2 separate regions of the Homo sapiens genome follow, and region 2 is linked to region 1. The links are chromatin loops, found by intact Hi-C in ENCODE. Cell type or tissue: endothelial cell of umbilical vein. All regions are shown on one strand. Links, peaks and the distances in the headings refer to the core of each region. The heading gives the core; the rest is flanking DNA.

Evidence for each region. Hi-C counts contacts between places; a loop is a spot of excess contacts. Peaks named below come from ENCODE experiments on the same cell type or tissue, not always from the same donor. Only the 100,000 strongest peaks of a DNase experiment are listed, where the experiment ranks them.
Region 2: a loop joins it to region 1, with 8 times the contacts of the local background. A loop is called at or near these places in 2 of 110 quality-filtered maps.

What each region holds. Positions count from the first base shown.
Region 1 is chr10:127,555,798-127,571,963 of GRCh38, forward strand. No RefSeq gene overlaps it. Among named protein-coding and RNA genes, the nearest start is that of NPS, 15 kb to the left of the region's middle. In endothelial cell of umbilical vein, for the core only: a CTCF peak has its summit at 8,324 (motif pointing right); no DNase peak of the experiment used is centred there.
Region 2 is chr10:127,685,721-127,701,886 of GRCh38, forward strand. No RefSeq gene overlaps it. Among named protein-coding and RNA genes, the nearest start is that of FOXI2, 43 kb to the right of the region's middle. In endothelial cell of umbilical vein, for the core only: a CTCF peak has its summit at 9,065 (motif pointing left); no DNase peak of the experiment used is centred there.

The DNA of each region.
Region 1 (16,166 bases), core at 3,918-11,917:
AACTATTTGCACTCCAAAAATCATAGCCGATGAAAAGCTGGTAGGAAGGAGTATTTTCTTTCTGAAGAAAAATTGCGCCTCTTGCTAAAGTTTTAGGAATAAAGCATTTAAAAGCAAGGCCTGCTCTCAAGCCTGCATTGGCAAGTAGGAAAGTGGCTTGGGGTGACGGGGGCAGTGATGAGAGAGGGCCCTGGTGACCCTCTACCGTCCAACACCAGGGGTGCTGCTGGGGGCCTGAATTTCACCTTTAGATTTGGATGCATCGGGCAAAGCTTTGGAAGCCCTTGGACTGCAAGCATCCCAAGGGATGAATAATCTTTTAGTCAATTTTGGCCAACTCTATCTGAATGTGATTGATCTTCATATTCTATCTGGAGAGATTTTATTGGAGAGGAAAGAAAAGAACTCATGAGGGCCATGGATACCTGGAGAGAGAGAATGCTGGTGTGGAGGAGAGGAGTGCAAAAGGAAGCTTAGGAGGCCAGATACCAAAGGCACTGGGCCACATGAACTGTACTTGAATCCTGGGGTCCTTGTTCACTCAGTGGTGCCACCTTGCTCTAGCTTCTAGAATCCTTTTGAGCCCCAAGCTTAATCACCCTTAAAATGGGGCCTGTATTACTTACATCTGAAGATTGTTCATTTACTAATTAATTTATTTGTTTGACAAATATTGAGCACCTTCTGTGTTCTCGGTACTGGGAATACAGCAGTGAAGAAAATAGAGCCCAATTATTGGGGTGGGATGGCATGATGGAGTTAGAGAAAATAAGAATATATATTTAATATATAATCCTATATATGTGTGTATATATATATGTGTGGGTGTACATAGTATTTCAGATGGTGATAAGGAGAAACAGCAAGGAAGGGGGAGCTGCAGTATTGTGAGGTGGAGATGGGGATGCGATTTCTGATTCAGCGCTCAGGTAAGGGATCGCTGAGAATTGCGAGAATCCCAGTTTCCTGGCTTGGAGTGAGCAGGGTGAGGGTGGAGAGAGATGGCACCTTACAGGTAGGAGGGCTTCTGTGTGGCCTTGCAGGACTTTTGTTTTTCCTCTGAGTGAAAGAGGAAACCACTGGAGGGTTTTTAAGCAAAGAAATGACATATCAAATGTATTTTTGGTTTTCATAAATTCCTAAGAGTGAAAACGAAAATACACACCTAGCAGGTTTTAATAAAAGTAGGAGTGATTCGTGGTGTGAATGACATCCAGCAACACGAATTCTCTCCTTGCTTGCCTGCTTTGCGATTCTGCCCTGAGAAGTAATTAAGCGGCGATGTGAAGCCCTGGATTGGATCAGGACCCTGGGACAGGAACGCGGCTGCTCTCCAAGGTGCTGAGGGGATTTGGGACAGTAGAGCAGATTCCTGGCCCATCGTCTGAAAATGGTTTTGAGGCTAGAATGTCATGCCCCTGGATTATTTTTCATGTGCGAATGAGGAACGTTTTGTTCTCACAAATATCTACTGAGATTATCATAGAAATATCCCCCATTATTTTTTGGAGGGATGCATGTTGTGATGGTTAATACTGAGTGTCAACTTGATTGGATTGAAGGATACAAAGTATTGACCCTGGGTGTGTCTGTGAGGGTGCTGCCAAAGGAGATTAACATTTTAGTCGGTGGGCTGGGAAAGGCAGACCCACCCTTAACCTGGGTGGGCACCATCTAGTCAGATGCCAGCACGACTAGAATATAAAACAGGGAGAAAAATGTGAAGGACAGACTGGCCTGGCCTCCCAGCCTGCATCTTTCCCCTGTGCTGGATGCTTCCTGCCCTTGAACATCAGACTTTTCAGTTTTGGGACTTGGACTGGCTCTGTTTGCTCCTTAGCTTGCAGACAGCCTGTTGTGGGACCTTGTTATCCTGTGAGTTAATACTTAATAAATTCATGTATATATATATATATTAGTTCTGTTCCTCTAGAGAACTCTGACTAATACACATGAGTATGGATGGAAAGTCTGTGGGTTAAAGCTCAAGCAAAAAAATAAAATATTTAAGATCTCTACTCTTGTACCTGACTTTTTAGGGTGCTCCTCTCATTTTTTTCTGTTGGCTATTTATTTCTAATGCTAAATCCTTAAAAAAAAACAAAGAGGTCTACTATAAAATTTCTACCCCAAACATTCATTCCCATTCATCTTTGAGTACTTGCAGTAAAAGATCAACATTTTAAGGAAGGAAAATCTGAAAACAATTAGATTTCATCTCCCACATGCAGTAAGGCTGAGAATATGGCAATTTGATATTAAAGGCCTGTTCCTACACTCAATATTCTCATTTCTCCTTTTGTCCCATCTGAAAATAACAGTGAGCATCCAGGAGCCTCCTCTCCACTCTTTCCCTCCTGAACTCCTCGTTGTTAATATTCAGACACACTCACATGGTGAGGAAATAGGCAGGCTTCTCTGTTGGTGGAAGATTTTGTCTTGACTTCTCCTTTATGGGGTAAAGATGGTCTTTTGGTTGACCGTGATGGCTCTCTCGGGGCTGTCTGGGATGGACTCTCACCTGTGCTTCTCCTCTTCATGTGGGCTGTGCACCCTGTCAGCTTCCCCCAGTGTCACCTTCCCCCAAGCCAAGTGTGCAGCTTTTCTGAGCAGTTGACTCCACCAGCTCAGTGTTTGTCCCCAGCTTGCAAGGTCATTCTCATGCTTGCCTTACACAAAGGGAGATGAAAGGCAAGATGCCTCTCCTGGAGCGCAAACCATGATGGAGCCACAGATGCAGCCCATGCAGCATAAATATCTCTCTCCAGAATAGCAAAGACCAAGACCGAGTCCTGCAGGATCGTTCCACCTACTGGGCTTTGCGCCTGTGAGTTCCATCTTGCACTGTGCATTGTTTAGAGTGTGTCTGAGCCTCTGGTTGGCACCTACCTGGCTGACATCTGCCTATCAAGTTTTAAATCCAGCTAATGCCCTCTATGGAGAAACTTTGCCAAGGAATCTAACCTAAGGAGATAAGTGAGGCTCAACATGTGGGTACAAACAGGCTGCTCTTCAATGTTCACCTAGCTTCTACTTGACAGTTCTGAAGTTTCTACCAAGTGCTTTCCACATAGTGTCTCATTTGCCCCTCCACAGCCATGTGAGGGGCACTAGGATGTTCTTAGTCCTGTGTGCAGACAAGGAAACCAAAGCTTACAGAGATGCAGTGATTTTCTTGTGGTCACATATCTGGTAAGTGGCAGGTCTGCCTGGCTTCAAAGCTGGTGCCCTGTGATCTGTGATGTCCAACTACTCACAGTATAATCTCAAGCCTCAGTTGGGGGGAAATTTTGCTTCCAAACTCATGTGATCGTTGGCAGCACTCATTTCTCTGTGGCTTAAAGCCTGAGTACCTCAGTTTTTTTGCTGGCTGTTGGCAGAAGGTCACCTTGGTTCCTAGAGGCTGCCATCAGTTCTTTGCCACATAGGTACCCACCGTGGCTGCCAGCTTCATCAATACCACCATGGGGGAGAATCTTCTAGCAAAATGGATGCTGCAATCTTAGGTAACATCATCATGAATGTGACATCTCATCACCTTTGCTGTATTCTAATGGCTAAAATCAAGTCACTAGTCCTGCCCACACTCAAGAGGAGGGGCTTATACAAGAGAATGAACGCAGGGACATAGGGACCATGGAGGGGGCACTGTGGAGTCTGTCCAGCACTGACATTATGAATGGCCACCTCAGCTATGGGAGAGGACCATCCCATGCTGGAACAGAGCCCTAAGAAGTGAGATCCATACCAAATTTGAGTAGTATGTGAGTAACGTCTGCAAAAAAGAACCTGTGAAGTGTTAAACCACAAGTATATGCATTATATTAGCCTGTTATTACACTGCTAATAAAGACATACCAGAGTTTGAGTAATTCATAAAGGTAAGAGTGTTAATTGACTCACAGTTCAGCATAGTTGGGGGGGCCTTAGGAAACTTACAATTATGGCAGAAGGGGAAGCAAACATGTCCTTCTTCACAGGGCAGCAGGAAGGAGAATGAATGCACAGTGAAGGGGGAAGACCCTTATGAAACCGTCAGATCTCGTGAGAACTAACTCACTATCGTGAGAACAGGATGGGAAAAACTGTCCCCATGATTCAATTATCTCCACCAGGTCCCTCCCACAACACATGGGGATTATGGGAACTACAATTCAAGATGAGATTTGGGTGGGGACACGGCCAAGCCATATCACACATGAAAGCAAGCTTCTCCTTCGTAGGGTTTGTCTGTGTCTCTGCGTGCTGTGGAACAACCTTGAGGCTCAGACTTAGATTCTTTTAGGGCCTAAACACATATAAATAATTGAGTTATTGGAGTCCTACTATGTGCCAGTCACTGGCTGAAGAGTTTACATAAGGTTTCATTCAATTTCCATAACAACTCTAAAAATACAACAAAATACCTGTTAGGTAGATACTCTTGTTAGCCCCATTTCACAGATAAGCCATTAGGTGCAAAGAGATTAAGTTCTCTGCCCAGGGTCATGTAGCTTGTGAGCAGTAAAGCCAAGTTGGGAACCCAGGCAGTCTGACTCCAGTATATGAACATGTCCCCAGCCCAGTGTCTGAAGCCTTTATCTTACTTGAGTGTCCCAACATTTTTGAATGGCACAGGCTGGTGAAGAAAAGTTGGCTGCATTTGATTACAGGAGAGACAGGGTGGAGAGTAAGTAAATAGAAATGGCAAAAAGGACACAGTGAGGGGAAACGAAGATGTCTTAGAAATTTTCAAGATATATTTCACATGGTGAAATGTATTCCCATGGGAAAGAACAAAGGAGCAATTAGAAAATGACTGGATCCAGTTCAAATAGAAAATTATGAAATTATAAAGAAGCTGCCCACGCACTTGGTAAACACTGATATAACGTGGTAAGGTAACTCTTCTGTAAAGAATGGATCTGTGGTGTCTTGCCATCTACAACAGTAAATGCACTAAAAGTTTTACTGGAGAAGACAGCCTGCGGGGGGTTTGTAACTCTTGTTCCCCTGTCCACGATGGGACTCCGTGCATCCTTGGGCAAGCAGGTTAGTAATTATCAAAGTGAATTACGGTCACTGCCAAAGGATGACACTAGCTAGAATCCTGCTTCCTGCAACCATGATGGAAACTCTCCAGGTATATAAAAGAATTATGGGTTAAGATTCCTTTACAGTCTTTAAGAAGAAAGGTCTGCAGCTCAGAGCTGGTGCATTGCATTCTCTCCCAGGCTTCTCTGGGATTTGGTAACCCAGGCCGGATGTCGGATGTGTGGTCAAATCATTTTACGCGGTCTCACATTTCCTGGGATTTATAAGCTCCGGCTTTACAGTCAGACATAGCCGAGCTAAAATGGCATTCCACTTAACAAGGTCCATGACTGTGGCCATGTTCCTGGACCTCTCCAAGCCTCAGTTTCCTCATCTGTAAAATGGAACTCAGTGACATCCCAGTGGGACTGTAGTGAGAGATAAGATAAATAGTACATGCTATGCACTCAACCCAGTGCTTGATCCCACGTGAGTGCTCCATAAATGGCAGCCAGCCACAGCAGGGGTGTTATGAACATTCCAGTTTAATGCTGAATCGAAAGTTGGCTATATAACTCATATTTATAAACTAAATCAGTAAAGAATAGAGGCAGATAATACTTGCTGATAATGGAAATATGGATTAGATATTATTCTGAGTATATTGCTAAGCTAATATAGATGCTGGTATGGCTGAGTCCCAAGGGAAGAATTCTGTATTTTTTAGAAATGATGTGGCCAATAATGTAAATTAATTGCAGTGCATTGAGAGATGAATATACAAACGGGCAATGGTCAGACCATGTACAATGATGCACACCCGCAAGCCTGCAGCAGCCAGTTCAGGAAGCCAATCGCTGCAGTAATGGGCTCAGAACAGCCAGGACATGGTCAATGACTGCCAGCATTCCTAATTCCCACCCACCGCCCCCAACTTCCAACTCAGAACCAGCAGAAAAAGCCAAATATGTTCTCCAACCAATCACATACGACGTCTTACTTTACATGACTCCACCTCCAGTTTCCCCACACCAACACCCTGCCAGCATATCACACTGGAAGCCATTCCTTTTTTCACTATGAAACTTTCCAGCTCCTCGCGTGCCTTCAGGTCTCTGCCAAATGCAAGTGATGATGCCCGACCCTTGCCACGGAAGTTCTAAATATATAGCCTCTGTTTGTCCTAATTTGGGTGCTCTTTATTTCTGGAACACTAATATGGTAAAAGTGGCACACAGCAAGACCAACGTCACAGGAACTCCCCAGTGAAAGTCACAATCTTTTTTCATAAAAAGATTAAGTAGTTTTTTTCTTAAATAAAGGCAGTTGTATTAATGACTCTTACTGTAAATTTAAAAGTTGTACAGTTAGAAAATTTACACTAAGAAAGGACAAAGAAGTAAAAATGTAACCCTTATCTCTCTTCCCATAGAGAACGACCCTCATGCGTTCAGATACCTGTGTGATATGGGTGGGACTATGCGTGTGTGCACACACACATACTTTTTTTTATAAATAAAAGTGATTATAAAATTCTCATTCTGAAATCCAAAATATTGATGGATATCTTTCCAGGTCGAAGAATGCTGAAATACCGCATTGTGCTGAACATCTGTATGATATTCAGTTGAATGGATATATCATACTTAATTAAGCTATCATCTATTAATGGACATTTAGATCATTCACAGCACTATGCTAATGGGAAGATTGCTACAGTGTATACTACTACACATCTATCTTCTTCTTTTATAATGATAGAATGCTAGAAGTGGGAAAGCCAGTCAACAATTATACACATTTACAATCTCAACACTTACTATAACTTACCCCCCAGAACAGTCATATCACTATAGGAACACTGAACATTGTCTATCCTTTTCAATTTTGCCAATATGTTAAGTAAAAAGCAATATCACATTCTTGTTTGAATATGTACTTTTTCATTATGAGTAAGAACAAATATTTGTACACACACACACGCACACTTGGAATTATTTTATAAATTGCTTTTTCATGTATTTGGTCCATTTTTCAGTTGGGCTTCTTTTCTTACTGATGTTAAAACTTCCTTATGTAATTGGATATTAGCATTTTTGTCACATTTGTAATTATATTTTGCATTGTTTGTGTTTGCCTTGCAAATATCTTTCTTTTTTCTCCTTTACAGTTTCTGGCTATTGGGTCATGGGAAATAAAATATGTTCCTATTTCAAGATAATAAAAGGTTTTAAGGTTTTATTTAAATCTCTGTTTCAGGACAGTATCACTTATTGGGTGAGATTATATCAAGTGCATTTCAAATATTAATCCCTTTTGCATATTTTGAGTGTCCTTCTGCAGACTTCTCATGTAAATAACAGTTTCTTGAGTATACAATCTTCAGACTTGCATTTTTTTCTGTCAAAATATTATAGACATTTTATTGCTCCGTTTTATCCTGCAATCCTATGTTGTTGAGGAGACATTCTACCCAATCTTTTATTTTTTATTTTTGCTTATGAGCCACCTGTTTCTTCTTATTGAATATTTATATGTTTCTTTTAGTTGTTTTGAAGTTTAGTAATCTTACCAGGATTAATCCCAGTATTTATTGTTCCCTAATACTATTCTAGGCCATGGTACATTTCTTGAAAGTCCTTTTCTCTTGCATTTTTATTATTAGTTCCATTGGCCCATTCTCCATTCTATTGTATTCTCTAATTCATAGGACCCAATATCATCTCCATTGTCATCACATTTTGATCATTATCTAAGTCTGAATTAACCCCAAAACAGAATATGAGCAAAACTTCATGGCGACCCTTTGGAATCCAATCCCAGGACAACAAGGATGAAAGAACAACGGCAGTGAGAGAAGCAAAGGAAGAGGCAAAGCAAAAGCAAGGTGCATTCCTGAGCTGGTCTCACATCCATAGAAGACAGCTGGTGTTCCGCGGCTTCAGGAACCACTGTGTCCTGGAACAGTTCACCAGGCAGCGGGTGGAGATACAAATCATCTGTCACCAAGTCTTTGGTCACATTTGTCTGCTTGCTCCTTTCCATCCAAGTTTGCCACAGGGTTCACCACCTACTCCTTCATACTGGGATGTGTTACCTGGGCCCTCTGGCAGCTGCTGGACAGTCATAGTCCTAGCCCCAGCCATGATTCTTCATGTGAGTCTGGAGGTCATGGGAGGAGAAGGGGGTTGGATGCAGATGTAAACCTAAGCTTGTGGTATTAGGAGAAATGCCTGAGGCCCTGACCTGGTGCCAGGTGTGTGTGTTGGTTGTACCGTGTGTGTGGCTGCAGCCCCTGATGCAGGCTGTCTCCACTAGGGGGCAGCGCAGCCTCCCTGCTGAGTCTCCCCAGGGGGCCCAGAGGTGTGCAGCCCAGACAGTTTGGGAGGCTTAAATGTCCGGCCCCCGAACAGTAATTTTCTCTGTCATTTTTTTGTTTCTTTGTCTTCTGCCTCTATGTTATCTGTGACTTTTCAGTCTTGTCCTGAATGTTATTCAATTGGTTTCTGCAGTGTCGCTTCTGGTAACTGCAGCTTCTAAAACATTTGGGATTTCTGCAAAGGCGCTGTTTTTCTCTTGGTTATCTTTACTTAGGCCTGCCAGGTCTATTTTAATCTTATTCTATTATCTTCTTTAGGCTTTTATCTTTTGTTCGTTTTACTTTCTAAGTATGTGAAGAAATTCTCTGATTTATTTGATTTTCTAAAGTGACCACTTTGTGTCTTCCTTTCTCCCTTCTTTCCTTCTTTTCCTCCTTTCTAAAAGTAAAATTCCAGAATAATCATGCACTTTTGAGTGCTTACTAATGGCAAGTATTTTGGTAAGCATTCTGAATCCTTACGACAATAGTATGACACAGGTAGTGTTATCTCATTTAAGCATAGAGAAGTCCATTAAATTGCCCAAGCCACACAGCTAAAACACAGAGGAGACTTCAACCCAGCTGTACTTGCCTCCAAATCCTGTTTTCACATATTGAGGGCTTTCTATGTATAAGCGCTTATTATGCCTTCCCAAATAGACCTTTTAGCCTTGTTTATTCATCTGATTAGCTGCAGAACTTTGCCCAAGTCATTGCACAATTTATGCTCAATTTCCTCATCTGTGAAACACCGAGCTTAAATTAATTTTCCTCTAGCTTTGAGTTTCTTGGCTCTATTTTCTCCCTACCCCATATTGTATCGTTTTGGAGACACAAACTGTACTTTCACTATGGGCTGCTGGTTGTCCAGGATTGAAACAATGGGGCTGCAATCTCAGCTCTTCATCTGCCAAAAGGAAGGTTTAAAAACCAGATAAAAATGCCCGACTTTCCTCCCTGTCCCCAGCATTCATCTCGATTGGGTAGCAGGGTGCAGTGCATTGCTGATTACCAGACACAGAAAAGAACTGCTAGAATTTTGCTTCTCAGCACTCAAGAGAGGAACAAAGCTTTGGTGTGGACTCTTTCTTGGTTCCCGGAAGAACCAAGCCCTTCTGACCACCAGTGTAGGCCAAGCAGTCACTCTGTGTCCTCTGCATTGCTGCAGATATTGAGTGAACACAAATTCAAAGGCAAGCACCTCAGGCCAGGATAGTGAGTGGAGCATCTCTTTTAATAATATAAAATACTGTCCAAAGGGAGAGGGTGCATCTCTGTGGATTTTTTAAAAGTTTTAAAAATTCTTTTAATTGCAGGTTTCCTCTGGTTTTCAAGAGAAGACACTGGACGATGCTGGGGATATGGGTGGGGACACAGCTGATGAGATGGGTTCTCCATTAAGGACAGGAACAGGCCTGATATTTAATCACAAAGTCCAGGATTTAGACTTCATTTGTGGAAGTTAAGAAGGAGGTGTCATGAAGTGAGCTGGTCGTGATGTCCTTATGCTTTCTCCAGGTTTGCACAGTAGATGCTAGCTGTTTGTCACCACCTAGTATCCATTCCCCCTTCTGGTAATAAAAGATTGCACGTCAAGGACCCACATTCCTGTACTCTTGGCCCTGTGGTTTCTCTGGGCTTGGCCTCAATTCCAGGGGTGGCCATGTGACCAAGGTGCAGCTGGTCAGCCTACTAAGCTCCCTTCTACAGGGATGGGTGCAGGGATGATCACGTGGAGCCCAGACTTTTGCTGAATCCGCCTAGAAGGAAAACTCCTTTCTTCCATGGTCTTGGGGCTGTTGGTAGCCATTTTTCCACAGCAAGGGAAAACTTTCAATAGTATTGCGGGATACAGATATTCGGGGAGACACAAGTCCCTGGAGACAAATTCTGGGGCTCTGGAGTCCATCATGCCGGAAGCCATATCCACCCTAGCCCTTCACTTGATGTGATCCAATAAATTCTCTTCTTATTTAAACAGCTTTGAGTGGAGTTTTCTGCAGTTTGCTAACGAATGCTTCTACAGTACACTGTTCACCTTGGCTGCTTGGATGCTTAAGCAGGAGCCTTATTGTTCTTTCTTTCCATTGAAGTCAGATGTCAGTGTGCTTTCTCCAATGTCTTGGTTTCTACTAAACAACTTTAATGTTCTCTAATAATTTGGCCACAGCATTTCAGTTGCCCAACGCACCTGCCTTAGAGTGTTATTTTACGGGAAGTATTACATAAAACTTTCAACAAGCACAATTAGTATAAATTTGCCCTCTTGTTATGTGGGAGACTTCCTTTCCTTAGCTTCCGGGGCATGTGGGTATGAGAAGGTTCTGAATTACCCTCCATCCGAAATGTGTACTGACTAGCTCTCTCACATAAATTGGGAGCAGGGAGGGTGAATAAAGGCAGTGGCATCTTTGGTTATAAAATCCTGCCAATAAGCACGAAAAAAGATGATATACCAGAGGACAGGAGTAGGAGTTGAATGAGGCTTTAAAAATTCTTTTGTTTTATTTTGTGGTGATAACCATGAAAAAAATCACTTCCATTTGGATAAGGCTTTTTTCTTTTTATATCTCAAAAAGCTTTCACATCGATATCTGAATTGATCCTTATAATTCTGTGATGTAGGGAAAGAAGATGCTGTAATTTCAGTTTTTACAGTTGATAAAACTGAGCTCCATAGAAATAAACCAGGGACATACTCTTAATTATTAATCCATGCTCTGTAGGTTCTCGGGATAAGAACTTCTCTGTTTTCTGACTTACAGATGATATGTTATATTTCAAAAAGATCATGCATAAACTTACCACTGAGAATATGAACTGTCTTGTCCACGATCCCAGAAGTTCCAAATTATGAAAGAATTTTGCAAAGGACCAGTGTTACCATTGATATTATGCTTTCACTAGTAACTCCTCAAAATAATTAATTTTAAACGCTACATTCAATTTTTTTATAATAACTTTTGGAAGGTTTAACTCATTATCCTATTTCCAAGCTCTGCTTAAGTTTACCATTTCAGAAGCAGCAAATTGTATCAGGTCGGAAGAACAGATATTTGCAAGATTCCAGTTAAAGTACAACTGCACTTTACTTAAGAAACAGACACAGCCACATTGCAAATCAAGGGTGGGTAGGCAGATCTCCCTGGGCTCCTGGCCTCAGATCAATGAGCAAAATCAGGTGGGACTGGAATGCATTGGTTGCTATCCAATCCCCATCAGGGTCATGGGCACTGGCATTATAGACCTAGGAGTACTCCCAGCTCACCATTCACTAGCTGGTTGCCTTAGGCAAGTTACTTACTTATCTAGGAATTATGTCCTTACTCTGTAAAATGTCCTGAATAACAATAACGGTTTTACAGGGTTTTGTAAAGATTAAACGAGGTAATACACATACAGTACTCAGTACGGAGCCTGATACTCAGTAAGTACTGAAAAAATTGCTACTTTTAGCATTATTCTTGGCATAGCACTCCCCCCATCCCCTGAATCACCATCAGCAGTAGCAGCAGCAGCAGCAGCATCACAGTCCTGGAAACCATGTTAGGTCTCTCTTTTGGGGACTCTAGTTATTGACCTTCCTGAGATCCAACAGTTTAGTGTCTTGACTCCATGGCCATGACCTTGCCTGTCTGCTTGTGATATAGAGGTATGCTTTGTGTTTCTTACTTTCTTTTTCTTTTTCTTGAGACAGGGTCTTGCTCTGTTGGCCGGGTTGGAGTGCAGTGGTGCAATCTCGGCTCACTGTAATCCCCACCTCCTGGGCTCAAGCAATTCTCGTGCCTCAGCCTCCCGAGTAGCTGGGATTACAGGTGTACACCACCGCACCCCACTAATTTTTTTTTTTTGTATTTTTAGTGGGGACAGGGTTTTGCTATGTTGGCCAGGCTGGTCTTGAACTCCTGGCCTCAAGTGATCTGCCCACTTCAGCCTCCCAAAGTGCTAGGATTACAGGCATGAGCCACCATGCTTGGCTTGTGCTCTGTGTTTCACACTCCCAACATCACACACAGGAGTCAACATAAAATATGACAAGAAATATAATTCTCAAATGGTGTCTTACGTAATTCCAGTTGAATGACTCAGTAGCTCTATAAACACTCCACTAACAAATTAGGGACTCATTTGGATATTTACCATTTTGTAGTTATAATCCTAAATGATGGAAATTGGAAATTGGCCTTACTTGCTGACTGTAGTCACCTCTGTATTTTTCTCTCATTCTGCTTTGCACCAGGCTCTAATACTGCATAGCCCAAGAGAAAATCCAGGACTTTTCATTAGGACCCCAGACAGTCAAGGAGCATATTTTACTGGAAGCAGCTACTCCCAGGTGCAAATCTGATGACTTTATTTGATGATTATATATTTTAAATAGCCCTGGCTTGGAAAATCACTTGCCATTATGAGACCCCTCCATCTGTGTATTTTCATGAAGAAAACACTGTTAAAAGCTTTTAAATTTTCAAAATATAATTTGGTTTAATGAGAGAAAAGAAAGTCTTTCTACTTGGTGAAATGGTCTGAGACAGATGTTGGAACAAGGTATGCTAAAAATTTTTTTAATAGATTAGAAAAATCTATTCCATTCCCACTTTCCTCCTCTCATCTATAGTAAGATATTCAGTTGCTGGAAGGAAGGAAAGCAATTGTAAGATTTAAACTACATATTTTTAAAAATCATAAGGTTTTAGAATTCTTATAGTAGAGTGGTTGTGTGGGATGTCTGTTTACTTTCAGCTAAATTTTCTTTGCTTAAGTTATGTGCACGTTTCTTTTTCCACGTTTAATTTTAGAATGGTGCTCAAGTTTGCAGAAAATATTTACACTAAAAAAGTAAGCATATTGCACTATTATTAACCCCAAGTCTTGTTGACACTCATAACACTTCTTTGTGAGCACACAATCCATAATTCCAACCTTTGTGAAATTGTAGCCACAGCCCTCTCAAGCTGGTTTGGGGTAGGTTTGGGGATTTGGTGCAGGAGAAACATCAAGACATCATAATTCTTGTTCCTCAGATATAGGCATAAAGGTTTTTCATTAGGGAGCATCAAGAGATACATTTGGCTTGTTGCATGGTAACCAGTTCCTTGATGAAGGAAGACAGTTGATCTACTCATGTACAAGGATCTGTTGTGCGCCTCCTCTACTCTATATCACAGTATTCAAAGAAGAAGGAGGAGATGGGGGAGAAGAAGAAGATGAATCCCTGTCCGTCAGCAGTTGGCGCTGAGTAGGAGGCATATTAAAATAGTGCATGAGCTGAGTAAGTGAACCAATAAAGAAAGAAATGTGACAACTCACCCTCATTTGGCTCCATGCTCCAAAAAGGGACTCTCTTACAAGCAGAGGGAGAAGCATCCCCTCCGAGGGTGGCTTGACCACACATGCCAGTTGGACTCTCATTGTTGCTGGCTCAGAGAGATGTTTCCTGTGTATTTCAAAGCAACTTTGATCCCAGTAGACTCTCTCTTTTTCTTTTGTCTCCCCTTCTTTATTCTAATTTGAAATATCACTTGATGTGAACTCTGGAAACAGAACAGTTTTTGAGAAGCTTTTGGCTCAATGTGCTTGAGGAAGAACCACAGGAAATAAGCAACATCTGGTTCTAAGGAAGACCAAACAGCATGTGTTGGGCTGGGGTGGGCTATCGGTCAAGACTCCTTCAATGGCAGGTGGCGAGAGCCAAGTTCAATGGAGTTTCTGAAACACAGAGCATGTTCTCAGACATGGAGGAAGGAGTGTGGTCGGGCCTCAGAAGCCACTGATCTCAGGCCCAGCTTCAGCCAGACTCTGTCTGGAAAGTTCTCCTCCATTCTCTCTCTGTTGGCTTCTCTCTTCTCCCACTCAACAGAACAGCTTCCTTCGTGTAGCTGGACCTGGGGATACCTTGTGCTCATCTAACAGCTTCAGCGGCTCAGGGAGAAGGAAACTCCCTGAGAAGGAAACCTGTGCTCTGAGTCCCTGGTATTTGGGAAACTCTGGTGGAAGGATTCTGACTGGCCAGGCTCCAGGCGGGCACTCTCTCCTGGCTCAATCAACTGTGGCCAGGAAAGACCCTTCTGTGTGAACACAGTGTATGGCATGCTAAGTCTCATTACATATGAATCTCATTTATGAATCACAACCACAGAACCATGATGTGGAGGATCAGCCTCAGGAGGGAGCCATTCATGGAAGACAATCCCATGGAAGTCCACTGAGGGTGAAGTGTCCACTGGACTTCTCTTCAAAGACAGGCTTTCTCTGTGTCTTCCAGAGAGTCTATAAAACATTTAAACACCAGGAAGAATCGGTAGGAAAGATAAATACGTCTGCCTGTTGCTAGAATGTCATGTGGACTGGACTGGGTCTTCAGGATTGATCATTCTTGATGTCTAACCACCTTCCCTTAGCTTTTTGGAATAGGACAGGTGGCCTGAGTGACAGGAGATGGTGGGTATCACCTTCACAATGACCCCTGGGTGGGCCATCTTTCCTTAAAAAAAGCATATTTTCAGGGAGAGGAGGCAGCACCCAGCATTGCTTGCTTCAGGGAATATGGCTGTACCTGGATTCCAGGCCATGCAGAACATTAGGCACATTAGGCATGGGTAGTCACTTCCATGGGGCGATTAGGAAATCCTGGGGCAATGTTACAGCTAAATATATCCACCAAAACCTCATAAGGACACATTTATTTCTAAATTTCAATATGGTTCACATATTTCTTGCTAGGTGCAAGTTTTATGCCAGTTTTCTAGCCTGCAAAAATATAGCAAAATGCAAAATATAGCACTTGCAATGGATTTTTTCATACACTGTATTCTCAATTTTTATTATATGTCCTTATAATAACCATGTCCCAAACATGGTTCCTATAAATACATAAATGTCTTAACATAGTTTTTAGTGGCAAGCCAATATAAATACATTACATAAAATGTTTTTTGAAAACTGTAATTAAAGATGATAAAATAATATAAGGAGATGCTTCTTCTATTATGTAACTATTAGAACTTGGGAAATAAGCTTTGTGAAGTGGAATTTCCATATTAATGTAAATATAACTAATGTGCCAAGAGGACCAGTGAAGTTTTCATACCAAACTGATGGAAACCAAAATCTAATCTTCCCCCCAAATAATGACATCCAAAACAATTACTTTTCTCTGTGAGAATTTTTTGACATGTTAATGGGATCCTTACACTGCATAAGAGAACTTCAAAAAAGAGTTCAAAGTGACAGCAAACACTAAAGAAATAGCCAGTCAGAAAAACATATGCTATGCCAAATTTTAATAATCAGTTTAGAGAATGACTACTAGAATTTAAGCTCCACTAGAACAGGAAATAAGGTCCCTGTGCACAAGACATATTTGTCTAATTCCCTGTTGCTATTTCTGTACTTAACACAGTGACTGGAAAATAATAAATACTTACTGATTAAACGAATAAATTATTTACTTACTTAAACCTTGCTTTAAGAAGTGACTAACTAGGAATAAGTAGAACTAAAAAATATCTAAGGAATCACAATGGATTGTAAACTGCACTTAAGCACAAATTAAAAGTTAAGATGATTCTTAATGAAAAAGAGGAGTCACTTCTATTTATGTTTAATGGTGCCTTAATGGAGTACTTGAAAATGTGCATAAGGAAATCATTGATTAGCTGTCTTTCATCATCATGGAAAATGGGACAAGAGAAAATGAGTTTAAACATTAATACATATTAGAGGTAGATATAAACAAATGATTTCTCATGACTTCAACTGTTAAAGGGAAATCTTGGCTGACTTTCCACTA
Region 2 (16,166 bases), core at 4,240-12,239, 130 kb after region 1:
AAGGTTATCTTCCAAAAACATTAGTTGGGACAACAGGGATAACAAAAATCCATCAACAAATGGTTGGCCTTTTGATAGCTTTCTGCCTTAATGCCACATAAGGCAGGCAGACAGATAAGCCAAAAATTTGTCTGCATTCACCTCTAATTATGTTTTGGTGTTATAAATGATTAATAGTAGCCCTCAACAAAATGCGTTTCTGTCTTCCTAATCAAATAATTGTCACGTCTGCTGTACTGCTCAAGAAATTGTTTTGTTGGTCTTATGGCATTTAGATTGTTTCGCACCCATTTCCTAGATAGACTCTATGCACCTTCCCAGCAGAGACCTAGCTGCTAATATACTCATGTTACATATGCCAAGCACTGTTCTTGGTGCCAGAGATAGAATCGTTGATGGATGCAGTGAGTGGACTTTCAGCATCCATGCCTACCTCCTTCCAGTGTGCCTTTCTTTACTACAGAGGCTGGAAAAGTAAGAACGAACATTTTTAAAAGTCCCCAGCAGCTAGGAATCTTGGTGCAAATTAGGTCCCAAAAGTTAGATGCACACATGTGAAACTTGGAAAGCAGAAGGTGGGTGGAGGCCATTCTTAGTTCCACTTTTGGGCCATTCCATTGTTAGGCCAGGCTATAGGGTCGCAGGTCTTAAGAGGTGGGGTAGCAGTGGCAGCAGCAGCTTTCTAACCCAGCTTCATGGAGTGTTCTCTTCTTGAACAACAGTAGTTCCTGATAGTCTTCTGATTCCCCTGTCTTTAGCCTTTAGCCTTTATGACAACTTTGTGAGCACCAAATTCCTGTATTAAGCTCCTTTCTGTTTAAAATACCTAGAGTGCTTTCGGGTTGCTTTCTAAATTATTATTATTATTATTTTATTTTTATTTTTTTGAGACACAGTCTCATTCTATTGCCCAGGCTGGAGTGCAGTGGCATGACCTTGGCTCACTGTGACCTTCGCCTCTCAGGTTCAAGCGATTCTCCTGCCTCAGCCTCCTGAGTAGCTGGGATTGCAGGAGCCTACCACCACACATGGCTAGTTTTTATATTTTTAGTAGAAACAAGGTTTCACCATGTTGAGCAGGCTGGTCTCAAACTCCTGACCTCAAGTGATCCACCCACCTCTGCCTCCCAAAGTGCTGGGATTACAGGTGTGAGCCACCGCACCTGACTTGCTTTTGGTTCGCATTGAAACTTAACAGTTACACATGGTAAGTAAGATTATTTTGCCCTCTTGGCATTTATAGTCAGGTCCAAGGGGTTAAAATATGAGAAACATCTAAATATCCACTAACAGGAGACTGTTTTGGATATGGTGTATTAACCCTAAAGAGATAACCTGCGAGAGATACTCTGCTGACATTAAAATTTCTGAAAGAGAAAAGAAAGCTTAAAAGGCATTTTGTTGCTAAACATTGACTTCATAGGTAAAAACACAAAATACTTATCATGATTACATAAGTCATTTTATACATGAATAAATATTTGTAACTGAGACAAAAAATAATTGCTTGTAAATTGTAGGATGTAAGTGCAATTCTTGTCTATTTGAAGTTTCAGTTGAAGATGAAGTAAAATTGTTTTAGAAAAAAAATTGGGAAAATATAGATAATTTGTAGCAGGCTCCATAAGAAAGTCATGAAGAGGATAAAATGGCCTGGAGAATAAACCAGAGGAACTAGGCTGTAATTTAGTTTAAAAGTTATGGTGATAAAATCCTAAATGTAATATTCTACCTTTCCTATATAAATGTGCTTCCAGACGATCTGTTCAATATGCACCTATTGAACTGTTTTTCCAATTTATTCATATAATCAGCAAATACATGCTCCAGACACTATTCCCACTGAGGCTGCAGCAGCAAATTCTTTGCCTGCACAGTTGTACTCCCCGCCTACATTTTCATATTAGCTTGCACTGCAGCATATTTCTACCGATCCATTTTACACAGAGAAAATGGATCCCAGAAAGGGTAGGGAATCTCCTAGTCTCACACGTGGTGGATGACGGCACCTGTGGAATTAAAGCCCAGGGCTCTCAACATATTTTCAGTCTCTTTGAAAAAGTAAACAAAGGCTTAACCCATTAAAGAAGGCTCTTGGGTTAGGGATAAGGAAAACGTCCCATTGCAAGGTCCATTGAGCACCAGTTCAAGTTCTCAAGGTGGAATTGCTAGAATATGAAGTAGCTGAAGAGGGAAAAAAACACGCAGGGAAAAGAAGAAAACAAGGGAAGAGTCAAAAATGTAAAAAGTTGAGTTTCATGCATTGATAACAACTGGATGTGACTATTTTAGTATTTATCGTTTTGTTTGTTTTTATCTGGAGGGTAGAAAAATAATTGTAAATCTGTGCAACGTGTAAACATATTTTATAATTTAAGAAACCCTATGGCATTTCATTATTTGAGAGTCATTAAAAAAAGGACTAAAATGTTCCTTCTTTCCCTGGAAGCAGGGCAGCATTCTACATTTTTTCTTAGCATAATATGCAAACATTTTTATCCAAAAGTATAAGGATACCAGGGACACATAAAACATGTAGTCACCCAGCAATAGCTCCTCTTGCACCCCTGCTCTGTGTCCAGGACTGGGGCTCTAATTCTGCCCTGTCCAACAGCACAAATGGATGGAAACCTCTCTGGGCTAAGCCATGCCAAGATGATAGGGAGGCTTTCTTAGAGCCTGTGGCATAGCTTGGACAGCCTTGGCTTAAAGAAAGAACAGCAGAGCAAGCTTCTTCTCAGTGTCAAGAGGCTATGACTCCTCTCTCAAGATGCGACTCATGGTAGCCAGCGGGCTAAGATGAAGATCTCTGTGCTTGAAGAGTTGGTCAGTCCACAGCCTGGCAGGCCTGGAGGAGACAGGGTTTCTGGAATGCAAGTCCAGTTCATTCTCTAAACCAGAAGTCTCCAACTATAGTTCACAAGCTAACTTAGCCTGCAGAGGTGTTTTGTTTGACCCTCACGATAGGGACCACATTTTAAATTCAAAACACAATTGATCCTTGAACAACAGAGGGATTAGGGACACTGCATCCTACCCCTACTCACGCAGTCAAAACTTTGCATATTACTTTTGACTCCCCAAAAGCTTAACTACTAATAGCTTACTATTGACTGGAAGCCTTATCAATAACATAGTCAGTTAACACATATTTTGTTATTATATGTATTATATACTGTATTCTTACAATAAAGTAAGCTAGAGAAAAGAAATGTTCAGAAAATCATAAGGAAGAGAAAATATATCTACTATTCATTCAGTGGAAGTGGATCATCATAAAACTCTTCATCCTTGTGGTCTTCAAGTTGCATATGCTGAAGAAGAGGAGGAAGAGGAGGGGTTGGTCTCGCTGTCTCAGGGGTGGCAGCGGCAGAAGGAAATCCAAGTATGAGTGGACTCACGCTCTTTAAGAGTCAATTATAGGCTGGGCGCAGTGGCTCACGCCTGTAATCCCAACACTTTGGGAGGCCAAGGCAGGCGGATCTCTTGAGGTCAGGAGTTTGAGACCAGCCTGGCCAACATGACGCAACCCCATCTCTACTAAAAATACAAAAATTAGCCAGATGTGGTAGCTACTTGGGAGGCTGAGGCAGGAGAATTGCTTGAGCTGGGAGGCGGAGGTTGCAGTGAGCCATGATTGCACCACTGTACTCCAGCCTGGGCGATGTAGTGAGACTCGGTATATATATAAAAAAGAGTCAACTATAATTTCACACAAATATATGCCTTCTGGCTTCTTTTGAAAAGCAGGAAGAACTGCCACCCTGGGCCTGCCCTCCTATAGAGTAATGATGGCTGGCGCTGGGTGGCAGCTGTCCCCTTTGGATAGGACATGAGCGCTCCAGCTTACCAAATCCTCACCACTCCCTATTGTCTCCCCAATATTGAGATGAAGAGTCACCTTATGCCTGGCTCAATTTACTCCTTAATACACCAGATTTTGTTCGGCAGTTAAGCTTGCAATCGCTGTTGCGATGCCTCCAGATCCCCTTGCCGCATCTAGTCTCTATAACTTGTAGGAGGTTCAAGCCTTTATATTCAGTGTTGAATAAGACTGGTATACAGTCCAAAAGAACAACACGCTAAGGTATGATACATAACCATCCAGTTACTTCCCCACAGCAACTGGATTTCCTTGCCCATAAAATGGGGCAGAAGCTGTAGATACTCTCTGAAGCCCTTCTAGTTTCAACCTTCTAGGGGTTAATCCACCTCACTGCTCCCCTTGTTCCTGTACACCAACCCTGTTAAAATTCATATACCTGAAAATTGGAATTTTTCCCCTTTTTCCTATGTTTGGCATTTGTTGAAATCTTAATTACTTGAAAGCTAGCCCGAGTTGTCAGTGACAGAACACTGCCCGTGTAGACGACCAGAATCCCCCTCAAAACCTTATCATGATCCACTAGACAGGAGGCCACCATATGTGCAAAAAAATTCTCCTAACCTGTCAGAAAGCTCTACTGAGGGCTGGTGGGTCTTATAAAGAGGCCAGAGATTCAGTGGGCCTGAAAATTAAGCTTCCTTCTCTCTCTTGGAATTCACTTGCTGCACTCAGGTCTGAGGCAGCTTAATCCAGGAGAGATGGAACCGGAAAACCCTCTTGTGTGAGGTCCTGTATCCAGTGTTTCAGTCCTTTACTAATGGAGTTGCCACTGAGAGCTATTAAGCACCACCATGGCCCCGTGGCTCATTCCAGGCATGGGGGAAGGTGGGAAGAAGGTGGAAGGCACAGCTCCTGCAAAGTGATTTTGGGGGAGAGACTCTAGTGAGAAAGAAGTTTCCATGGAACAACACAAATAGATTCTGCCTCATGTAAATACATTTTTCTAGCAAATAATGTCCTTGACTTTTTTCCCTTCAAAAATGCCCAAGAGTACAATCCATCTTGTGGCTTGTTACTAGTTATGCAGCATGTAGGGAAAATATGACTAAAAGGTATAATTCCAAAATGCACAGCAGAATACATCTTCTCTCTTCAAAATGAATTTATTTGGTCATTGCCCAGCTCAAGTCTGTTTTAAATGACTCTGTAATACATAGTTTTGACAAAGAATTGAAAATGAAGGGAAAAAATGCATCACATGAAATGTGATTCAAATGAGAACATATTTATTTTCCACACTAAAAAATCTAATGAGAAGAGTGGATATCTAGTTTGGAGTTTTTATGTATTTGGTTTTGGACTCAGACTACTGATCATTGTAATATACACTAAAAGCAAACAAATAAACAAAACCCACTTAATTTGTTTATCCGTACCCAAGAATCACTCTGAATAATGGTAGGTGAGACCACTGTTTTTAAGTACAGAAAGTAGAAAGTTTAAAAATATTGGCTTTTATTTATGTAATATATTAGATCAACCTTTCTTTTTTAACTAAAATATATAAAATACTTTGTGGCTTTCTTGCAAATAAAAATGCTCATAGAATACATTTTATCTACTAAGGCTGTCAGTAACATTTGGGCTAAAAATGATTTATTTTTCTTTGGCCTCTTTGGATCTTCTGGCTTCAACTTCTCTGTTTTATATCTGCCTTCAACAAATTGCTGGATTTTTCAGGATGAGGAGTACATGGTTGCTTCTAGAAAAATGCTTCACAAAACAGTACAAAAACCTAGCTTGACACTTTCATCACATCGTAAAAGAACAACGATTCCAGGATCCTTCCCCTTTAAGGGAAAGTGGAATTGAACACAGGCCATGAGCTAAGTGAAATTGAATCCCAGACAGTCCCCCAGTTCTGCCATTTTTAACCCATTGTTACTTGATAAACATTAGAATCATCTCGTGGCAGCAGAGCTCTGTGGTAAGGAGTGCATAGGTAAAAAGTGCATAGGTGTGTGCCCAATGGACACAAGTGCATTGGGCTGGGGTTTCTTTAACGTCATGTTGAGCCCTGTGATTCCTTACTCTCGCTTTTTCCCTAATATCCTCACAATTTGAAAATAACTAATCTACCTTCCCTGATATTAAAATTAGCTCCTGGAGCATTTCACTAATTGTACCATCATCGATATTCATGCTCTTTTAAATAAATAAATTTTACCTTTTAGGATAAATTTATAATTACTTGCTTTGCACATTTCCCCCCTTCTAGGCAATGACCTATTTTTAATTGAGGTTTTCTGGTCTCCTATAGGGATAGATCATAAAATCTGAGCTCTAAATGAAGAATTGCATTTTTAATGTTATGTAATTTAACCACTTCTGAGGAGTAAAATAGATGAAAATGATTGCTTTGCCTACTGGGCCAAGTAAGGGTCCTGTCTGCGGAATTCCCCGCTGTGGGAAAGTGGGGAGGTCTTTGCTACTGGAGATGCAGGTGTGGTCTTGATGCTTCCAACAGCCCCCATTCCGAAACGTGCTTAACAGAGCCATAGCCAGCACCTTGCTGAGGCTTCCTAATCATGCCTGGATCTTGTTGTAATGGGTTTCCATAGTTTCAGGGAATAGAAAATTCTTTCTTAACTTCAACACATAAAATTGTTTTGGGGAGGGGGGTTCTGGACTATGCTTTCCCTGGCTGGCTCTGCCACTTATTTTCTGAGAGTCCTGGAGCAAGTCATCTCGCTGTATTCAGCTCGCTTCCTCACCTATGAAATGCCAAGAACATCATCACGTACATGCAGCTGGGTTATAACAAAGATTAAATGAGGTATTAATGTGGAAACTGCTTGACCCCTTGATCAGCACATGATGAGCACTGATATAAAATTAGATGACAGAACTTATCACTATTCACCTTGTAGAGACAAGGTCTTAGAAAATACATTTAAAGAGCCTCCTCCCTCTCCAATCCTGAAAGTCAGTCCATGGAAAGCTCCAAGCCTTGTCAACCTAATGTCAACAGCACCTTGAGGATCTTTATACACCACGTAAGAGGCCTTTTAAGAGGACTGTTTATTCGTCACATTTTAGGTCTAATAATAACATTAATAATTATTCATGGTGGATAAAGGTAATCAGGAAACAAACTGATTGCTAGCGACATCGGGAAGGACACATCAAGGCCATGGCATGAACCATGACGTCGTCTTGCTCAGGGAAATCGACACCAGAAACAACTGAACTGACGAGAGCCTCGAGGACGGGGCTGAGTAGAGTCCATGGGGAGAGCGAGGCCCTGACGCCCACTTCTGTCTCCACTCAGAATACCCTGTTGTGACATTGAATCTTGGTCAGTTCTTAAAACCTGGAAGTCCTGGGCAGAGGGGCCATTTGTAGATTATTCTAGGGGGTCTACATCTGCCTCATGCATGCCTTCATTCATTCATTCATTCACTCAATACTTACCAGGCCTCTGAACACACACCAGGGCCCACACTGAGTATTGGGAATATAGTGAAGAACAGAACTTACCTGGTCCCTGTCCTGGTGGGGTGCTTACAGTCACCTGAAGAAGACAGATATCTTCCACAAATAATAACCACACAAATAAATAAATCATTGCAAATTGCAATACAGGTTATCAAAGGGAAAGACAAGTTGCTATGGGGGTCACAGAGGGACTGTTTCCAGAAGGTGGGGGTCGTGAATGCTGCTCTGAGGAGTGACTTTTAAGTTGAGACCTGAAGAATGAGTAGGAGTGGGCGGGTAAATCCTGGGAGCAGAACATTCAAGGCTGATGGGTTTCATGAGTGGAGGACCTGGTGTAGTTTAAGGAGCTGGAAGGTCAGCAGCATGTCTGGGGCTGGGGAAGGGAGCAATAGTGGCTGGCAGGTGACATGGCAGTAGCAGGGCCAGGAGCCAACCAGGCAGGGCCTTTTGTATATGGCATAGATCTGTAGTTTTGTCTTAAGTGTAAATAGAAACAACCTAAAGTCTGAAGGAGGAGAACAAAGTGATCAGAATTGCAGTTTGAAAAGATACCCAGTGGGCCAGGCACGGTGGCTTGTGCTTGTAATCCCAGCACTTTGGGAGGCCGAGTCAGGCTGAGTCGCTTGAGCCCAGGAGTTTGAGACCATCCTGTGCAATGTGGTGAAACCCCATCTTTCAAAAAAAAAAAAAATTAGCCAGGCATGGTGGTGCACACCTGTAGCCCAAGCTCCTTGGGAGGCTGAGGTGGGAGGTTCACCTGAACCTGGGAAGTCAAGGTTACAGTGAGCCATGTTGGCAACACTGCACTCCAGCCTGGGCATGGGAGTAAGAACTTGTCTCAAAAAAAAAAAAAAAATCCCCAGTGCTTTATGAAAGCTAATTCAAAGAGGCAGGACAGCACATGGTGGGATGGGGTGAGGGAGTAACCGAGGAGGCCAGGCAGAATCGGAAATAATTAGTTATCATTTTTGTTATTTAGTCCAACCTCAGTCCAGACTACTGGAACTATTGAAGAGGTAGCATGATAATGCCCTGGTGAGTCTGAGATTTAATTCTAACCAGGTTCAGAATAGCCCCTTAAAACTGCCCTCTGGATTGAGAGAATTCTCATATTTGAAACCCTGGTGAAGGCAGAGACAGCCACAGAATCGCTCCCCTCGGGGATGAGCGTTCAATTCCTCACCCCCGAAACCACGTTGTTTTACTCCTTTGCCAACTGGAGACTAAACCAAGAGAAGTCAAAAGACACCTTGCTCCTTGGTGCTTATTAAAATGGCAAGTAGACTGAGGGCGGAAATGAAAATGGAAGAATTTGACCTGTGATCCAGATGGCCTGGCAGTCAGGGTCCAGTCAGGAGCTGGACCTGCAGACGGCACTGCAGTTATTTTAACAAGTGAATTTAACATAAAGAATTATTAACCAGGTATTATAGAACTGAAAAGACGAAAAGTAAACATGAAGGTATAGAGTGTGGAGAACAGAAAGAAGCGGAATTATCAAAGCTTAGAAGCTTGGAGGAAGGTCTCTGTGAGACTGGGACCCAGATTTTTAAGCAGGAGGGGCTGCTTGGCTGGTAGGGCAGGTAAACCTAGAGGTGACACGGTGGGGCTGATTCTGGGGACGTTGGTGGAAGAACTGAAAACGAATCAACTGCTTCTCCTGGAACAAACTGATGCTGATAGGAACAGAAAGCAGAGTCCCGCCTCCATCTCTCAGCCTTGCAGCCTCCCGCTAGCGCCCTCTATTGGCAGTTCCCCACAGGGAGCAGCTGGCGAAACAAACATGGGGTTTGTTGGGTCCCAGCCCCAGCATCACGAAGCAGAGAAAGCAGAGTGGGTATGGCTGGAAGACAAGAGCTTAAGTTTTAAACTGGGTTATTTGCCTACATATTGAGTTGTCAGAGTTCTTTATATATTTTTACATACTTAATGTCCTCCTAGAGAAAGACATCTCAACTAGGTAATAAGGAAAAGTAATACTTTATATTTTCCATCTATCTGAAAATATATGTAGCATTGTACACATATACATCTTTACAAAAGAATAGAAAATTTTTAAAATTTTGAAGTTGGTGGTTACATTTTTCTAAATGATTAAATGATTGTTTGGGACTCTGGTTTATTATGATTATTATGTTGGAGTTACCCAACATCTGGGTCACTTGAGAGAATCAGTTTCTATTGTCTTTCCTTCCTCTTCACTATGGGTCATGTTTGCCTGTTTCTTCCCATGTCTAGCAACTTTTCATTATATGCTGAACAAATAAGTGGATGATAATAGCAGAGACTCTGGATTCTGTTTTGTTGCTTTGAAGATTTTTGATATTTTTCCTAGCATGCAATAAACTTGGCTGAATTAAACTGTAGACTTCCCTGGGGTGAGCTGAAGCTAAAATCTCCACTCGTCTTTTTTCCATCTCCCATCTGTTGCTTTCTCTCAGGTCTCCTTCTTATGCATGGGTATTTCAGATGTTCGCCAAGAATTTGAGTGGGGTTCATATTCAGATTTTGGGTTTCCTCCCTCTGCAGCTCCCTCTTTTTCAGGATATCCTCTTCCCTCCCACCCTTACATTCCAGCCGCAGGGGCAAGCCTGAATTCTATCATTTGAATACTCACACCAATTAAGTCTGTGGATTCCTGCTTCATCGCCAGCTACCCCACAGCACAAAACTTCAAGGAAAAGGCTGTATAAAGGCAAATCTCACCCAATGTATTTCCTTTATTTCAAAGATCAACCCTTTCCACTTTCTGCCTTCTTTTGGTCACTTTCTAGTGTATTCAAATAGTTGTTTAAGAAATGTTTTGTAACAGTTATGTATGTATACTGTAACTGCTATGCTTGTAGCTGTTATGTGACTATATCTAACTGTAGCTCTTAAGTCTGAAACAAGGGACTTTCTCATTGCTGAAAGCAGATCTCTTGGTTTATAATTTTTTTATTTTAAAATATTAGAATATAGCCCTATAAAAATTGTTGTCCTAAGTTATATTCTGACCAACAGTAGCTGCGGTTTTAAATTTCACATTTAGGCTAGCAGTGGATGCTGTCAAATTCTCAGCCAGTTAGATGAAAAAAAAAATGGTATATCATTATATTTATTTGCATTTCTTTAACTATGCATAAGATTTTCTTAGGTTAATTAGTCAGTAGACTTTTTTTGCCATGAAACTCATGTTTAATTACTTTGCTTGATTTCCTAGTGGGCTGTTTGTCTGTCTTTATTTTATAAGCTTTTTGTAGATTAAGAAAATTAGCTCTTTATTTGCCATATAGGTCACAAATACTGCTTCTCAGTTTGTCACTTGTCGTTTGACTTTAGTTAAGATTTTTCTTTTCCATGTGAAAATGTTAATTTTATAAGTAATAAAATGTTTCAATTTTCTTTTATGGCTTTTGCATTTAGTGTTTTGCTTAAAAGCCTTTCCATACTGCCAGATTTTAAATAAATTCGTGTGTAATATTTTTTCTTTTTGGTTTCTTAGGGCTTGATTTCATTTTATTTTGCTTTACTCCTCAACTGGCCTGGAATTGCTTATGATGTAAGAAGTAAACAGATCTCTCTTCCCACCCCCACTCATGCTCCCTTACTTAGACTGGCCTTTAGAAAGAAAGAAAGGCCAGTCTATAATTTTGTTGTGCATTTTCATAAATTATCCTTCTTTCCCCTGTTTATTGGAAGAGCTTATCTGTATTATATTGTAAATTACCTTTTTAGTTGATTCTTTTAGTAACTTGCTGTTCTGTTCCACCGGCTGTTCATTGCTTTTTCAGAACTAAATTATTTTGATTATTATTATTATTTTCTGAGACAGAGTCTCACTCTGTTGCCCCGGCTGGAGTACAGTGGTGCGATCTCAGCTGACTGCAACCTCCGCCTCCTTGGTTCAAGTGATTCTCCTGCCTCAGCCTCCCGAGTAGCTGGGATTATAGGCATGTGTCACCACACCCAGCTACTTTTTGTATTTTTAGTAGAGACAGGATTTCACCATTTTGGTCAGTCTGGTCTCGAACTCCTGAACTCAGGCAATCCACCCACCTTGGCCTCCCAAAGTGCTGGGATTACAGGTGTGAGCCACTGCACCTGGCCTATTTTCATTATTGGGGCTTCATCTACACATTAATATCTATTCGCACTAGTCTCAAGGAGTAATTGCTTTAAATGCATTGTACTTGAACAGTTCACTTCCGTGAGTATTTTTCTCCATTTCGTAAATTTTAATCATAGACATGAAAGTGGCTGGGCTGCAGCATGTGCAGCTTGGTGCTGACGATGTGCATCTGTCAGCCCCAGCTGTCCCCATGCTTCTCACCTCACAAGCTAAAGATATTCCTCAGAGCTACCTACCCAGTAAGAGGTGATGCCATTTTTGGATAGAAGAACCTTGTTGTGGAGTATCCAGGCAATGGCCCTCCCCCATACATAAGCTCAATGACATTTTCCCAGTCCATATTTTAAGCAAAAATAGCTCTAATATTATAAAATAAAAAGACCTATGGGCTATATTTTGATTATCATAGTAAGTGATCATGATCAAAGTTCAATTGAAAATAATTTAACAATATTAATTTTAAAAGATTGTAATCAATACAATATTAATTTAGTTTATAATAATAAGTTTATTTGCTAAGTAAATAAATATCACAAAGATTCCACAAACCCCTAAATCAAACTAAAATATGCTAGAAATTAGATGCACAGAGTAAAAAACGTTAAGAAAGATTACAGACTTAAACACAATACTGAATAGTGTATGCTTTTAGGAGGCTTTATTTCATTTCAACACAAGATGTTTGTTTGCTGACATTTACTCAGAAGCAAAAACATTCACACTGGAGAGTATAACTCGGAGGCAGGGAAAGGCACAGCTCAATTAGCTATAAACATTCACAGAAATTTTATTTTTAGACGAAATCTAATTCTTGGTAGGATGAGTTAAAACATGTAAGTTAAAGGAATTAGAGATCAAACAAAATAACTAAAAGCACATATTGAAATCTGCAGAGGATGTGAGTCATTTTTCCTATGGCTATTTAATATTTTTAATTTACATTCAAACCCATCCTCAAGAAATAATAAGTCAGGGTTTCAATACCAGCAAATAAAATGTAATAACCCCCTAGGAGCCCACTAAGAAACCAATCCACTCCGGCAAAGTGACAGATGACTGAGATCTTGTGAAACAAAAAAATGGAAATGCCAAGCAAAAGACATAACTTTTTTAAAAAAAACTATGCGTACGTATATATTTGTGTATGTGCAAATGTATGCCTGTATATAGGTATGTGTTTATACATATATTCTTATAAACTGATGTGTATGTATATATTTAAGTTTTACCAAATATGGCATTTTTAAATGGTACTTTATATATTTTTTCAATTTTGATATTAATGTAAACATTAATATCAAAAGTACATTACCTGGCATTTAAAAATACTGTTTACCATAATTTTGTCAACATGCCAGTGCCCCTGAGATGCAAATTAAAGGCCCAGAGAACATTTGGTAGTGGTAGATAATGCTTAAATATACATTTCTTTCTTAAAAAAAGAAAAAAACACTTACCTCAAGAATGGAATTCAAATGATTGGCTCATTAACTTTGAAATACTAATATATAGAGAGAGTACGTCTGACCATTTTTTATAATGATAGCCCACAAGTCTTCCAAAAATACTGATTCAGGCAATTCTCTGTAAAAGTGTTTTCATTCTTTATAAAAAGGATACAACATCTCTGAGAGGTATCAGGGAACAATGGCAGTCTTTCGCCCATATAAAATATAATGCCAACGATGCAGGGAGTTACCTGTTGAGTAAGAATTAGATGAAGCCATCGAATTGTGTGCTAAAAAGAACATGCCACACCAGAGGACCCTGTCACGAGTACACCTGTGTGTGTGCAGGAGTCCTAGGGAAGGGGAAAGCAGAAAAAAAGAAAAGAGAAAGCAAGTGTTAGATGACAGTGGAAAAAAATGACTTGTCAGCCTCTCGACTGCCAAAATAACTCCATCAAGAACTTACAACTACTATTGGCTCATGTTGGAAAATGGGAGTGAAGACAGCCAATTCAAATCACAGGAGCACACCCATCACAGCCGCGCGGAATGTGCAGGAGGGGCCCGAATCCAGGGCTTAGAAAATACAGCACAGGGGAGATGGGGAGAAATTCTGAAATAGGCAGCATTCATCAGTGCCCTGGATATTTTCAGGTTTTGGCCTTTAAAGCAAGACTTCCCTTCTTCCTGAATTCCCTCCTAAGTCAGAGTGCTTCGCGACACACTATTGTTTTAATTTTCCCCTTATTATAGCATTATTCATAAAATATGAAGAAGAACTGGCACCAAACAAGTGACATGCGTCTCCCTTCTATGGGCCATATAAATAATGATGCATTCCAGTTCTCTTCAGGGTTCTTCTATGACTAAGCTGAGCACTAATGAGGCGTCAACTGCCCTGGAACTCCTTCCAGAGTGGGTGGCTGCCATCCCAATCCTAAACTTCTAGCTTCAAAGGTTGCAGAGAGAATACTGCCACTTCTCTGCCCCGGAATTCGGGGCCAACGCAGAGCACCCTCCATGGGCCACTGTCTCTGAGACACCTAGCATCTGAGACACCTAGCACCTAGCATCTGAGACACCTAGCACCTAGCACTGGCTCTCGAGTAGGTGGCTTAGGTCTCCCTGCCTGGTGTGTTCAAGCACGATTGTCAGAGAATTCCAGCAGAGAGAAATTAGTGCTAATGTGGAGTTTTCATAGGATGAGGGCCAGCTGGGTGGAGTGGGGTGGGAGCGGGGCGGAGGATGTGTCCAGCGAAGCCTGAAGTCATTGCATAGAAGCCGCACAAAGAACATGGCCAGGACCATTAGCCACCCAGCTGGACCTGCTTTGTGTCTGGTGGGCACAGGCATTTCAGCAGTGTCTCTCCCTCCATGGCATGCCTTTGCTGTATATTTTAATTCTTGTCTTTGATTAAACATTGATCATAATGCATGAGTTCCTGATGTTTCGTGACATGAGAATTCTGCAGTTACCGCTGAAAAATTTTATGACCATGCTCTGCAGAGGAATTGATCATACAGGGTTTACTAGCCTGGAAGATGGATGACTCGCAGCGGCACCCAATCTGGCATCAGGAGCTCAAGGAGAGGCGTTTCATGAAGCGCCGTGAGACTGCGCCCAGCCACCCACTGTCCTGCTTCCTCTAGAAAATAAGATATAGGGCTCACCGGGCTAAACGTTCTGTCATTTCTGTGTTAACGTCACACATGACTGTAGAATACTGAGTTTCATTTGACTCCCAGGAGGTATACATTTTGGACTCTTACATCCCATCCTCCATTTGTGTCAAGGTCAAACTATATTATTACTCAACTAGTACACAGTACTTGACTAACTTTGATCTGGGAGTGAAGAAACGGTGAAGTTCACATATTAAAGACTCTTTATGGAGCTTCCAAAAGGCCTATCTCGGCCAACAAGGAATTACGGAGAAAGATGCTAGAAGGCTTCATTTACTTACCAGCCTTCACAGTCTCAGTGCCAGAGTGTGAGTGAACACTCCATTCACAGGCAGGTTTAGAAATCTCTGTGTAGGAGACATCTGTGGCTTCTCAGATGGGGCATTTACAAATAAGCACACCATTTATATGGAATGGCACATTCTAGATGGTTTCTGCTTTCCGTTTTTAATAAAACCATAGATTTCTGGAATCAGAGCGTAATGAACAAATTACAAATCTATGCACTTCTCAAGCAATTTTAGCACTGATGTGACTTCTAAATTGTGAGTTCTTTACTTCTTATTCCTGTATTTGCATATCTGTTCAAATCCAAGTGATTAAAAAGGAGCTGTCAAGGTTGATAGGCCTAAAATTAGAGCTGACTGTTCGTTTTGAATGTACACATTAATATTAGATGTGTCTACTTCCTATTTTTCTCTGAACCTTCAGGGAAAGGAGACTGAAATGCATCAACAGATTGGGACATTTTATTTCTTAAAAAAAATTTCAAAAGGAGACATTAACAACATGTAAATAAATCCGCAATAAAGTGCCACTCCACTTTAGCAAAGTGGATAGGACATTTTTAAAAACCCAATTTTAAAGAAAAGCAAATTTCTACCAACTTGATTTAAATTGCCCTCCAATGGCTTCAGTCCAAAAGAAAAAATCAACAATCTCTTGCCTAAGAAGTGATATAGATGGTTTTTAAAAATCCTTTTATTCAATATGACTAACCTATAAAAAAATATATTTTAACCTGTGTCTTTAAACCTATAAAATGCCTTCTGATTACCTCATCCTTCACAGCAATTTCATATAGATTTATCCACCAGAAAAATTACTATGAGATACACTTTTTTAAATCTTTTTTCTTCCTGTTTGAAAAAAGGTAATTTGGTATTTAGAGGAATTATACAATATTTATGGCTCCCTCTTTGAAATGCCGTGTGTGGAAATAATACTGCTTCAATAAATAAAAAGCTCTTCAAAAATCACTTTGTTTGGGCCAGGTGTGGTGGCTTATGCCTGTAATCCCAGCACTTTGAGAGGCCAAGGTGGGCGGATCACTTGATGTCAAGAGTTCAAGACAAGCCTGGTCAACATAGTGAAACCCTGTCTCTACTAAAAATACAAAAATTAGCCAGGCAAGGTGGCACACACCTGAAATCCCAGCTACTTGGGTGGCTGAGGTAGGAGAATCGCTTGAACCAAGAAAGCGGAGGCTGCAGTGAGCCGAGATCACCCTACTGCACTCCAGCCTGGGCAACAAAGTGAGACTCCATCTCAAAAAAAAAAAAAAAATACTAAATAAATAAAAATAAAACCCTTTGTTTTG